Regions from separate parts of the Homo sapiens genome. Here all the other regions are linked to region 3. Evidence: chromatin contacts called from ENCODE Hi-C or POLR2A ChIA-PET data. All regions are on one chromosome and are shown on one strand. The core of a region is the stretch at or near the end of the contact, and the rest is flanking DNA. Distances in the headings are between cores, read along the strand shown.

The links. A loop is a pair of places that touch in the nucleus more often than their neighbours do. ChIA-PET counts read pairs that join two places held with the same protein, here RNA polymerase II (POLR2A).
Region 1: a loop to region 3 is called in a map of endothelial cell of hepatic sinusoid, with 4 times the contacts of the local background. The contact joins two enhancer-like sites. A Hi-C loop is called at or near these places in 1 of 168 maps with a recorded cell type or tissue (endothelial cell of hepatic sinusoid). POLR2A ChIA-PET finds 5 or more read pairs at or near these places in 3 of 52 experiments (OCI-LY7, PC-9 and T-cell).
Region 2: a loop to region 3 is called in a map of HCT116, with 3 times the contacts of the local background. The contact joins two enhancer-like sites. A Hi-C loop is called at or near these places in 3 of 168 maps with a recorded cell type or tissue (Calu3, HCT116 and endothelial cell of hepatic sinusoid). POLR2A ChIA-PET finds 5 or more read pairs at or near these places in 1 of 52 experiments (endothelial cell of umbilical vein).

What each region holds. Positions count from the first base shown.
Region 1 is chr3:114,583,064-114,586,736 of GRCh38, reverse strand. The region is part of intron 6 of ZBTB20 (zinc finger and BTB domain containing 20); the gene reads left to right. Among named protein-coding and RNA genes, the nearest start is that of ZBTB20-AS5, 130 kb to the right of the region's middle. Within about 2 kb of position 1,585, at least 7 of the 41 ENCODE cell types and tissues checked have a DNase peak (open chromatin) inside an H3K27ac peak, as active enhancers do.
Region 2 is chr3:114,550,863-114,554,324 of GRCh38, reverse strand. The region is part of intron 6 of ZBTB20 (zinc finger and BTB domain containing 20); the gene reads left to right. Among named protein-coding and RNA genes, the nearest start is that of ZBTB20-AS5, 99 kb to the right of the region's middle. Within about 2 kb of position 2,189, at least 4 of the 41 ENCODE cell types and tissues checked have a DNase peak (open chromatin) inside an H3K27ac peak, as active enhancers do; they include HCT116, where a contact is called at or near this core.
Region 3 is chr3:114,647,609-114,651,279 of GRCh38, reverse strand. All of the region lies in intron 6 of ZBTB20 (zinc finger and BTB domain containing 20), which reads left to right. Among named protein-coding and RNA genes, the nearest start is that of MIR4796, 94 kb to the left of the region's middle. Within about 2 kb of position 1,764, at least 3 of the 41 ENCODE cell types and tissues checked have a DNase peak (open chromatin) inside an H3K27ac peak, as active enhancers do; they include HCT116, where a contact is called at or near this core.

The DNA of each region.
Region 1 (3,673 bases), core at 336-2,835, 64 kb after region 3:
ATGAGAGGATCTTGAATTCTTGATCTCAAATCTGCCAGGGTCTCCATTCACTATTAAAAAGTCAGCCTAGTGAGGATGGCCCTAGTTATTAATTTGATATTATATTACTTTATTTTACCACAGTTAAAATGTTCTCTGGATTAGTATTGACCCTATAGTTACCCACAAGGTATAGAGAGAAGTCAGTGGAAATTCTCTTCTCAACAGCTAAAGTGGTCCTTGTCACCAAAACAGTCATATGCTAAATCACATGTCAGTGTGACATCGCCAGGCCTTAGCTTCTCAGGATCTACTTGTTACAAGTGAGTTTATGTGGCTTGAAGCATATGGCCTTGATATATGATCCCAGAGCAAAAGGGCAAGGTATTTCAAGCTGGCCATAATTTTATTGTCTCTCACAGGCTTGCTTTGTAGTCATTCCAATAAACTAGATGGGAAATTTTTGATGCTCCAAGCTATCCAGTCTTCAGGACTTCATTTCATGATTCAGAGTCCAGCTAAACAACTCAAGAGTGCTTTTGTGTGACACTGACCACAGGAACAAATAATTGCTTAGTAATTCTCTTTGAGGTAGAAAATTCTAAACATGGAGGAACCATTTCCCCTTAATGGGAGCCAGAAATCCTCTAAGTGCTTGAAATGGCATTCACAAGTCTGAATGGTAAACAGATAAAAACAGGAGCGCACCAGTTGCACAAATGACTTGCTTGTCACAAACTTGTCATTGCAGTAATCTAACATTTCTTTCACAGAGCCCGATGGAAAGTATGGAACAAACAGGCCCTGCTGACGTTTTGGCTCTGCTAAGCCTTCCTCCGAGCTAAAGCATCTGCAGCATCTTCCTGTTCTAGACCCTTTATCTGCTGAAGTTAGCTGATACTGTACATGTCAGAGAAATGTTTGACTATTGCATTAACAAGTTGATGACAAGCAAGTTATTCCTGCAACTGAAATACTGCTGCTTTTAGCAGGCTGCCATTTTGACCTTCATTTTATTATGCAGAAGAACCCTAACAGAGCAGAGCACTGGGGAGAAACCAGTGTGGTTGCCCCAGGCCCATACAAAGACCACCTGCCTAGGGATTAGGTATAGTGGTACAGGGGGCATACCAGGCAGGTCCATTAGAAGTATGGAAGGGATTCCTTGTAAAACATAAATGTGAATACATTAGACGGTTTCAAAGATTGTTCTTGCAGGGGTAAAATGAACTGCACAGAAATAGATTTCTTCCTGCATCCTCTGAACCCCACACACATGTGCACATACGGCTGTGTATGCTTTATAGAATGATATGAGATGGGAAACTTAAATGAAAATTGTATATACCAGCTCTACACATAGTTTTTGTCAATTGTTGGAGTTCCTGTCATCAGTAGCTTCCCTTAACCTCCTCCTCACTCAGCATAATATCTGGAGTTATCTAAACCTAATCAGACCCATGCTCTTGTCCCCTCAAGAGCACTGTTATCTCCATTAGCCTCCTCATAGAAAATTTAAGCAGCCCTCTCTAGGACATCACCAGTTCATTTCCAACCTCAGCTGCCAGCAGGGAGTACTCCTACACTGTGTAACTTCAGCCTCTCGCCGTTCTGTTTGAGGAAACTTCCTCCCCTCAGGGACCCACACTTGGGGTTCCTCGAGTGTGTAGTCCAGAGGGTCCCAGCCTTTAACAGGAGCCTTGCCTGTAAGAGAAGCCTTGCCTATTGCCCCCTATGGTGTTTTGCCTTTGTTGATGCCATAGGTATATCAGCACTTGGAACAACAGAGAGTTTGCCCTAAGACTTTGGCCTTTTCATAAAACTGAGCTGCTCTTATTCACCAAGGTGTCAGCTGCCTTGTATTCTTTCTAGACGCTTCAGGTCTGTTAAGGGTACACTGATAGTGTTTTGTCTGATTTAAATATTGACGCAAAAAACTTGCATTCTCGTACTTATTTTCTGGCTGGTGCCCCAGGTACTTTCATTTTCAAAAGTTCTGTGTAAAAATGATAATCATTGTCCATCCATGAGAACCACATTTCTTGCCAAAGTGGTGATGAGGCTTAACTTTCTTTTAGACTTGGCAAATTGCACACATTACTGTCTCCAGGGTGAAATGTTTTACTCCCATCCCAAATATCTCTTGATGTAATCTATACCTTAGCTTTGTGGAACAACTACCTCAGAGGACAGGTGGGAAGGGTGTGAGAAGAGAGCCTTTTTTTTTTTTTAACAGAGTTAGGGATATTGTCCCTGGAAAAAGAGGTGAAGATAGTTTGAGGCAGCATTTAAAGTTTCTGCAAAAGGAAATACGTGAATGAACAATTTGAATTGTAAATGGAATTTCATCAGCTTTTTCTTTCTAAAGTTCCTAATAGGATTTCCATAATGATTTTGTGTTTTCCTTCTTAGTAGAACTTAAATGGCAAATAAATGATACACTATTTTTGATTTAGAAAAAAATAAAAATCTTTTCTGTGGGAGCTCTCTTTTTAAATACACATTAGGGGATAGATAATGGCAAACAAAAAAAAGTCTTTCTTCCTATTCAGATGGATAGCTATCAGTGTGTGTATGTCTTTTTAATATTTATTTATTTGCTTATTTGATCATTTATTTGTCTATTTATTGTAAGGAAATTAACAAAGGAAAGAAGAAAAACACCTCATGATAAATTAATCTCATTAGATACGTAGAATTTTAGGGCTAGAAAGGAGTTTGATGATCAAGCTATGACTTTATATCACACTCACTTTAGAAATGTGAATGTATGTGAATTTTGAGACCCAAAGATGTTTAATCAGATGAACCAAGATGCGCAATAGGATTGTGGCAGAGCTCGGCCTAAAACTTTCATTTCAGGCAATACTCCCTCAGAGATTACATTACATTTTTTAAAGCTTTATTTTAAACAAAGACAGTCTCATTTTAATAATTTGCACTGATGTGCTTAAATCTAATAGAACATTTGCTATTATAGTAACTGAGACCTCACATTGGTTACACCAACTAAGGAATATACATTTCAACAGTTTGAAGACATTTCTTTCTAAGCCGTTTCTTATTTGCATAGGGTAAGGAACCTTAGTTAGTTCAATTAATTTTTATCTTTTGTAAGATTTCAAAGAAACACTTGCACCGTTCCTATTTACCTAAAAACATGTTTTTTAAATGAATCTGTTTCTTTAATAAGTATTCACTTAAGTAGGTCATACTGTAACGTTCTTGGTGATAAAAAATCTTTTATCAGGATAAAAGAAATCTTATTTTTATTCCCACTTTTAGCCATGTTTGAGTTGGTCCTTGTAATTGTTGGTTTCAACAAAACACTAAGTCAAAAAATCAATGTTTGTGTTTATTTTTGTTTAATACATGAGAAAAAAGTCCATTGATCTTTTTGCAGTTATGATACATAAATACTGTATTTTTCACTTATGCGAAACTTAATTTTTGAGGGTTTCCTTTTTGTTTCATTTCTCTGTTTCACATTTTTCAAACATCTGTACCATGGTTAGTGGTTAGAGTAGCAGTGGCTGGCACTTTTCTTCCACAATGTGAGAGAAAGAAAAGTGACTGGAATAAAACTTTGCTTTTCATATGGTTGACTTGAAATGCAGCATTGAAAAGGTATCATCTCTTTCTTTTCTGAAACCAGAGGTGAAACCCGCCAGCCAATAGCAGTACTGATACCAAA
Region 2 (3,462 bases), core at 940-3,439, 97 kb after region 3:
TTATATATTACCTCATCTCCTTACAAAGAAAAGGACACGTGCTATGGGAAAGCTTTGTTTCTTTTAATCATTTAGGGCCTCCCCTGCCTTCAATATTTCACTGAAGTGGTCCTTGGTTTCCTTTAGAAAGACACTCTAGTGAGAGAGGAAGAAACAGAGTAATGAAAATGATGACCTCATCTGGAAAGACTTTCTAACCAAAAAGAATAAAGGGATAAGCTGTGACCCCATCCATGAATACGTGAGGCTGACAAGGATAGATAGGTATATGAAGTTTTGACTGCTTCTTCAATACTTTGCCTGGAACTGGTCTATATGATATTACAATTTGGCAGGAGACATCATCTCTTTATCACAAGCTCATCTGTACATTTTTAAGGGGAAAGATGCAAACCTTTATGTAGGAGATTTTTAGGGTTACTGACTTTAAATGTGCTATTATAAGGAAGATAAATATCACATTATGGGAATATGGAAGCTATTTTGCAGAACCTAGCATGGGAGTGAATGAGTTTTATTGTTCCTTCCTCTTCTCATCTACTCAATCCTGAACTTGAACACTATATTAATTCTACTGGGACAAAGTTAATTGCTGATGGGTTCACAGAATTATAGAAGTATAGACTTTACTTCTCTAGAAATAAAATCTGATTATGTTTAAGTCATTTCAGTCCTGAATGGCACATTTTCAAACTACAATAGAAGGAATGTACCAGATAAGTTATACTGTAAATTTATGATGTTCATTTTAACTAATATAAACTGGACCTGGCTAATAATAAGACTGAGTTAGGAAAGCTATAGTTCATCTCTATAGCATCAGAAAAGGAAAGCCCAGTATACTTGTAGTAAATGTACATATAATCAAACACAAAATCCCAATTTTTCAGATTTTTCACTGATTTTCCAAGGACCAAAGAAATGCTTGGAAGAGGATGGTATGAAGAGGCTAAGTGTTCATGGAGTGGAAGTTAAATTATACTTTCAATTATTATATTTTTTCTACAAAATTGCCTAATGTACATTGCTAGAAATTGGTATAAACAGAGCTACTATGCTCATGAAGTATTGATTAATACTTTGTGTACCACATCATACATTTATATAGAGTATAAAATGGTGGAGTTCTTAAGGTCCTTATATGTCACTAATATCCAATTGCTGTGGAAGTCTTATCATGAAGTCTTGGATTGGATTGCTTCTCAAATCTAAAAGCCCAGTTAAACATAAGGCATTGCTCCCAGTTGCTTTCTTGGCAAAACATCATATAACTGTCTCAAGAAATAAACGTGGATTTGGAGAGAAAAGGGTAAATTTGTGAAGCTATATTGAGGACACTTCTTGGAGTGACCCAGCATCACTAGTTTAGCTTGGACTTATTTTTTGTGCATTTATATAAAATAGAATGATTGAAAACAATAATTCTGAAGGCAAAAATGTAACACGAAGTAACAGACACCTTCTTCACATGTATCACAAATTTGAAGCTTCCACCTTTGTCATGAATGAGCAAATAGAGAGAGACCTGGCCTTTCTGTCTAGCTTCCTCTTAAAAGCCTCTTAATCCAACATAAGAGAGTTTTATATATTTTTTTAACAACAACAAACATGAATCAAATTGCCTGGTATAGCAGCCAGTGGCCACATCTGCAGCAAAGACTTTTTTGTGGGAGCTCCCAAAGCTCATAACCATGGAGTGAACCATAATTATATTGTTTAGAAATCCATGTCAGAGAAAAAGCTTTTTTGACTTTAACCATTTCCCATTAATTTTGGGCGGTTTGGAAATAGGCCAGAGAAACATTTTACCAAGTTTCTGTAACTTTTCTATTATTTTAATGGTTCTAAAGCAGAACTGATTAGTGAATGACTAAGGGAAGTGGAAAAAAAAAAAAACAGGAAGAGTCAAGTAAAAAGCTCAAAAAGGTGTCACTGTCCTTGATTTTGTGATCTTTTTGGGATAGATTTCCTAATCTTTGATGTTTTCTCTCTTCATGACCATTCCAGAGAACTTCAGCTAGAGACAAAATAATAAGGAAATACAGTTAAGCTATGTGGTAGTGAATAAATACCTGGATATCTAGAATTTCCAAGTTTTGTTTTGTTTTGTTTAGAGACAAGGTCTCGCTCCGTCACCCAGGCTGGAGTGCAATGACAAATCATGACTCACTGCAGCCTCCACCTTCTGGGCTAAATGATCCTCCCACCTCACCCCCTGAGTAGCTGAGATTATAGACATGAGCAACCATGCCCAAATAATGTTTTAAAATAATATTTTGTAGAGAAGGAGTCTTACTATGCTGTCCAGGCTGGTCTCACACTCCTGGCCTCAAGTGATCCCCCCACATGGGCTTCCCAGAGTGCTGGGATTATAGATGTGAGCCGCCACTATATTTTTAGCTGAAGATGAGTTTCCATTTATTTATAGAAATAAAAGTGTTCTTAATAAAAGTTCTGTGAGCTTTATTTCTTTGGAAACCATACCTAGAAGTTTACAAACACATCTGGGGTACAATTGGGACACGTCTACTCTATGTTTCACCTCTACTCACATCCTTGTAGTGTTTCTTATAGGCAAGGAAAATACTTCATATTGAACATATGATAAGTGGCAACTTTGCTGAGACTAATTTATAAGAATAGAAGCTGAAATATTATCCATGGTTTCCAAAGAAAAGCATTTTTTCCTGAATAGCCCACTTCCAATCTATCATTCTTCACTTTGTTGCTTATGTATATCTCTATCTTCATTTCCATATATCAAATATTACCTATCCTCAAAGGCTCATCCCAAATGCCTCTAACTTTCTGAGGCCCTTATTGCTTACTTCTCTTTAGCTCTCCCATGCAACGAAAGTCATTGACTTGTATATACCACCCGCCCACAATAAATTTTTGTGCACTTCTTTTGTAAAGCTTATTACTTAATTTGCATAATTGTCTATAAATTTGTCTAATCCCTCTGCTAGGTATGAACTCTTTAAGTGAAAGAACTTTAATACTGTGTCTTAGGACAGGACACAGTAGGCACACAGTAAATATCGTTACGCAAATTGAATCTCTTTTATTGTGAACAGGAATTTTTTTCCAGAATTTTCCATACTATTTACAGAATGATAGACTGATAAATGCATCACTATATTCAATCGAATATATTTTTAATCGATTAAAAAACAATCGATTTAAAGACAATCGAAATAATTTTTAATCCTTGTGAGTCTACAAACCCCCCTTGTTTCAGATGCTCAGTATCCTCTTTAAAAAAATTTATTTTGGCCAGTTGTGGTGGCTTATGTGTATAATTCCAGCACTTTGGGAGGCTGAGCTGGGCCGATCCTTTGTGGCCAGGAGTTCAACACAAGCCTGGCCAACATGGCAAAACCCCGTCTCTGCTAAAAATACAAAAATTAGATGGACATGGTGGCACATACCTGTAATCACAGCTACTCGGGACGCTGAGGC
Region 3 (3,671 bases), core at 515-3,014:
TTCTTTCTAGCTGTCCCCAACAAATACTGCCCAAGTCTGATTGTAATGCAGCCTTTCTTTCATAGTGAATATTTATTAAAGCACTTAATACCTGAATTATGAAATGTAGACAAGTGCACATTAACCTGGCTGAGTTATTTCCTTTCTTGTTCTTTTTAAACACATATTCTAGCCCAGTCTATCAATGCCAGATGGCAACTACATTTTGATACACTGAATATTTACCAAGTCATGTGGTATGCTTTTGAAGTATTTTTTAAACCCTTTCCATCAAACGAGCTGACTCATCTCTCATTCATTTATTCCTGCTTTTAACAAGTTGTATTTTTAGAAACTTGACCTCAGTTTTATCAAAATGATAAATGATATTGTAAAATGATGCATCCGAAGTTCTACAGGCCTGACTACACTTTACATCCTACAGCTATCACGTTTATTTTTCAGTGTTTAAAATGTTATAATGTACCAATTTTCTTATTTTCATGAAACTTGACTCCAACTAGATTATTGTGTTAGCACAGAGGAATATAATGGGAGAATATTTATACTTAGACAGCTTTAAGATATTCAGGAAATTAAAAGCATTTATGGTTGAAATAATTTTAAATGACCATGAAAATAGCAACTTAACAACTGATATTTATGTCCAAGACCTTTAAAAAGCCTACTGGTAATAGGCAGTAGGTCTAATAATAATAGTAGGAAGAAGATGAAGAAGACTAAAAGGCTGTCAGAATACTGACTCCCTGCTATGTTTTTTGTTTTCTTGATCTTCATGGGAATATGCTTTTGTGGGGGAAACTGTTAGAATATTTTTTTGTAAATAGATGTTAATATTTCTTAATCTAGGGATATTAAAAATAACAGGAGAAAGTATTGACAGACAAAAGTGCATGGCATTGAAAATGGTTAGTAAAGGCCAATGCATATTCTTAGAACTCTTCCTGGCCTGTTGATCTCTAAAGATTATTTTCAATTTTTTAAGTTTTTATGGCTACTTTTCAATGGTCTTTCAGAAATAGATGATATTATGCATGTTATGAAGTTAATAATAATGCTTTATATAAACGAGTGGAAGTTTTCTTTGTGAATAATTTTTTCAGAATTTTTACAGTGTTTTTTCTTTTAAAAAGCAGACAATAGGGATATTTGGAGAGATTAAAACTGAGAAACATGAAAGGATCTATTCAGTTTTACAAAAAATCTTTCATGATACTCTTATCCATTTTATTTTCTAGCTCTCTTTGTAATTGAAATTGTTTCTCTCTTGTGTGTGGCAGAGTTTGTGTAGTGCCTAGTCTGGAGTAGCTTCTCAAAAGCACAGATTGCCTTAATAATATTAGTGTATATAAATTCAAAGCATGGTGCCCAAAATGTAGTGTATATTGTTGTTATATTATTATTGCTGTTGTTCTTATGACTGCTTTTAAAGGGAAATCTCCAATCAGCCTTTTAATGTTATCTCATTTAGCTTATGCTTTTATAAAAGATTTGGAAAATATATAATTTACCTAGTGTAAATTTAAAGGAATGTGACTTGGTCAAAAGAGACATTCTAGAGGCAAACCAACAACAACAATACTGAATTCATTAAAGTTTGGATTAGAATTTGTTTTTTTTCTATATATAGAAAGCTTGAGATCAAATAAATTCTATTCCTATGACACATGTGGAATTTCTCTCTCTGAAGGTGTTGTCAGCTTATTCACCTATATGACCCCCTAAAAGAGGAAGTACATCCTGATGAAGTACACCCATGAGTCACAAAGCAGAGACTTGAGTCCATTATGCACTCTTTTAGGATTTGTAGATCTGCAACATTGTTAGTGGTTTCTTTAGAAAAGAATCCCATGGAACTCTACATTCTTTTATTAAATGAGCCCAGAAGATTTTCTACTTACCCTTTCACTTTTAATAGCCCTTTTGTGTGTAAACAGCTTCTCAAGAACTGGAATTTTTAGAGTATATCTTCTTTATTTTATGAGTTTCACTTGAATGTTTCTAACTTCATGGAGACTCATCTGATTGAATGGTAACATTTTGTATTCAGGCAGCAAGGGATTTTGTAGTGAAAACATTGTGGTGGACACCCAAAAAATAAGATTTCTAATATAGTTTATAGTGTATTTTTCTCCTTAAAGTTAACAATGAAGGAATAGTGTATCTTTTTGGCTCCTCTGTCAAATTAAACTGTGGGGTAATTAAATCATTGTATTATTTGGGAAGAAAGAAAATGGGTGGACATAGATTAAATTTTTAAATGGTGAGCTACTTCAAATACAACGAGGATCATTTTATTTAGTAACGTATAGGTCAACTTCTTAAAACTATATTATTTTTAAGCCTTTAAATATTTAATTTCTGGGTCAGCTGATTAGTCAAAAGAGTAGAAGCTAGAATAAATAATATTTGCCTTAGTTTCATTTTAGGAAACACTACTTTCCATATCTGCATAGTTTGAGTTAGTTGCCTTTGGGTTGAAATTTAATGATAATCCTCTGACAGTGTCAATGATCTTCCTCTGCTATACTTTGAACCTTGAAATACATTGAGACAAATTCCAGTAGGGCTAACATGTTTTGTTTTTCTTAATTTTCTCTGTATTTCAGATCAAATTTCACTCCTCTGTTATACTCTTATTCTTCTAGATTTTTATGTACAATTTATCAAATGCTATCTTTTAGGGGGTAGCCTTTCCATCTTGTGTAATATAATATTATTATTGCAGATAGCACAAATTAGTAGTTAACAGTACACTTTTATGAATGACACTTTCTAAATTTAAGATGCCATCATGCCATCATTCTGTTCTATCAGTGCTTTGGAAGATTGTGTGGATATGGCAAGTTTTCCTTTAATAAATAAAGATTATTATGTCTTCTCGTTTATCTGGTGACACTTAGCTCATTAAATCTTTGAAATTATTAATTTTAAGAATGTATATAAAATGCTTAGCAAAATGTATTACACAGTAAGCACTCCACAAATGGTTTCTATTATTATTATGTATAACATGTTTATAGCTATTAATGATATTTAAAATACCAATAATAGTGTAATTACTACAATGCCTACTAGTAATGAATAATAAATATTAATTATAATTAATTGTTTTCTCAATAAATTTTTTATTGATGAGTAATAAGAGGATAATGGAATGTCATAATACATTCTATACTACAGTAAAATCAACTAGTCAAAACATAGCACAAAATACATTTAATGTAAAATAATTTAGTTAAAATTTGCATACCATGTGATTGTGGAAAATGTCTAAAAGGTTAACTTTAATAATCTAGAAAAGTTTTATGTTTCTTATAGTTCTGATCTTTAGTTATTTTCCAATGACAGAAGTTGGAGATTAATCATTTTTCTTCTACTCCTAATGTTTTCTCAATTGGAAGATTAAAGAGATGTCAACGAAGTATCACCTGATTATTTATCAAGTGATTGTTACAGAGACTGAGTGCCCTCAGGATTACATATCTTTTTTTTTCTCTCCCACAATTGTCATGATTACTAGCCAAATCCAATTAGAGAGATACTAGAGAAGTACTGAGTATTTACTGAGTACTTACACATTGTATATGTAATACAGGTTTCATAGATAATCACCTCTTTAGAAATGACTGGACTATAAAGAGGTTGGCTAATGTATTCAAGATCACACC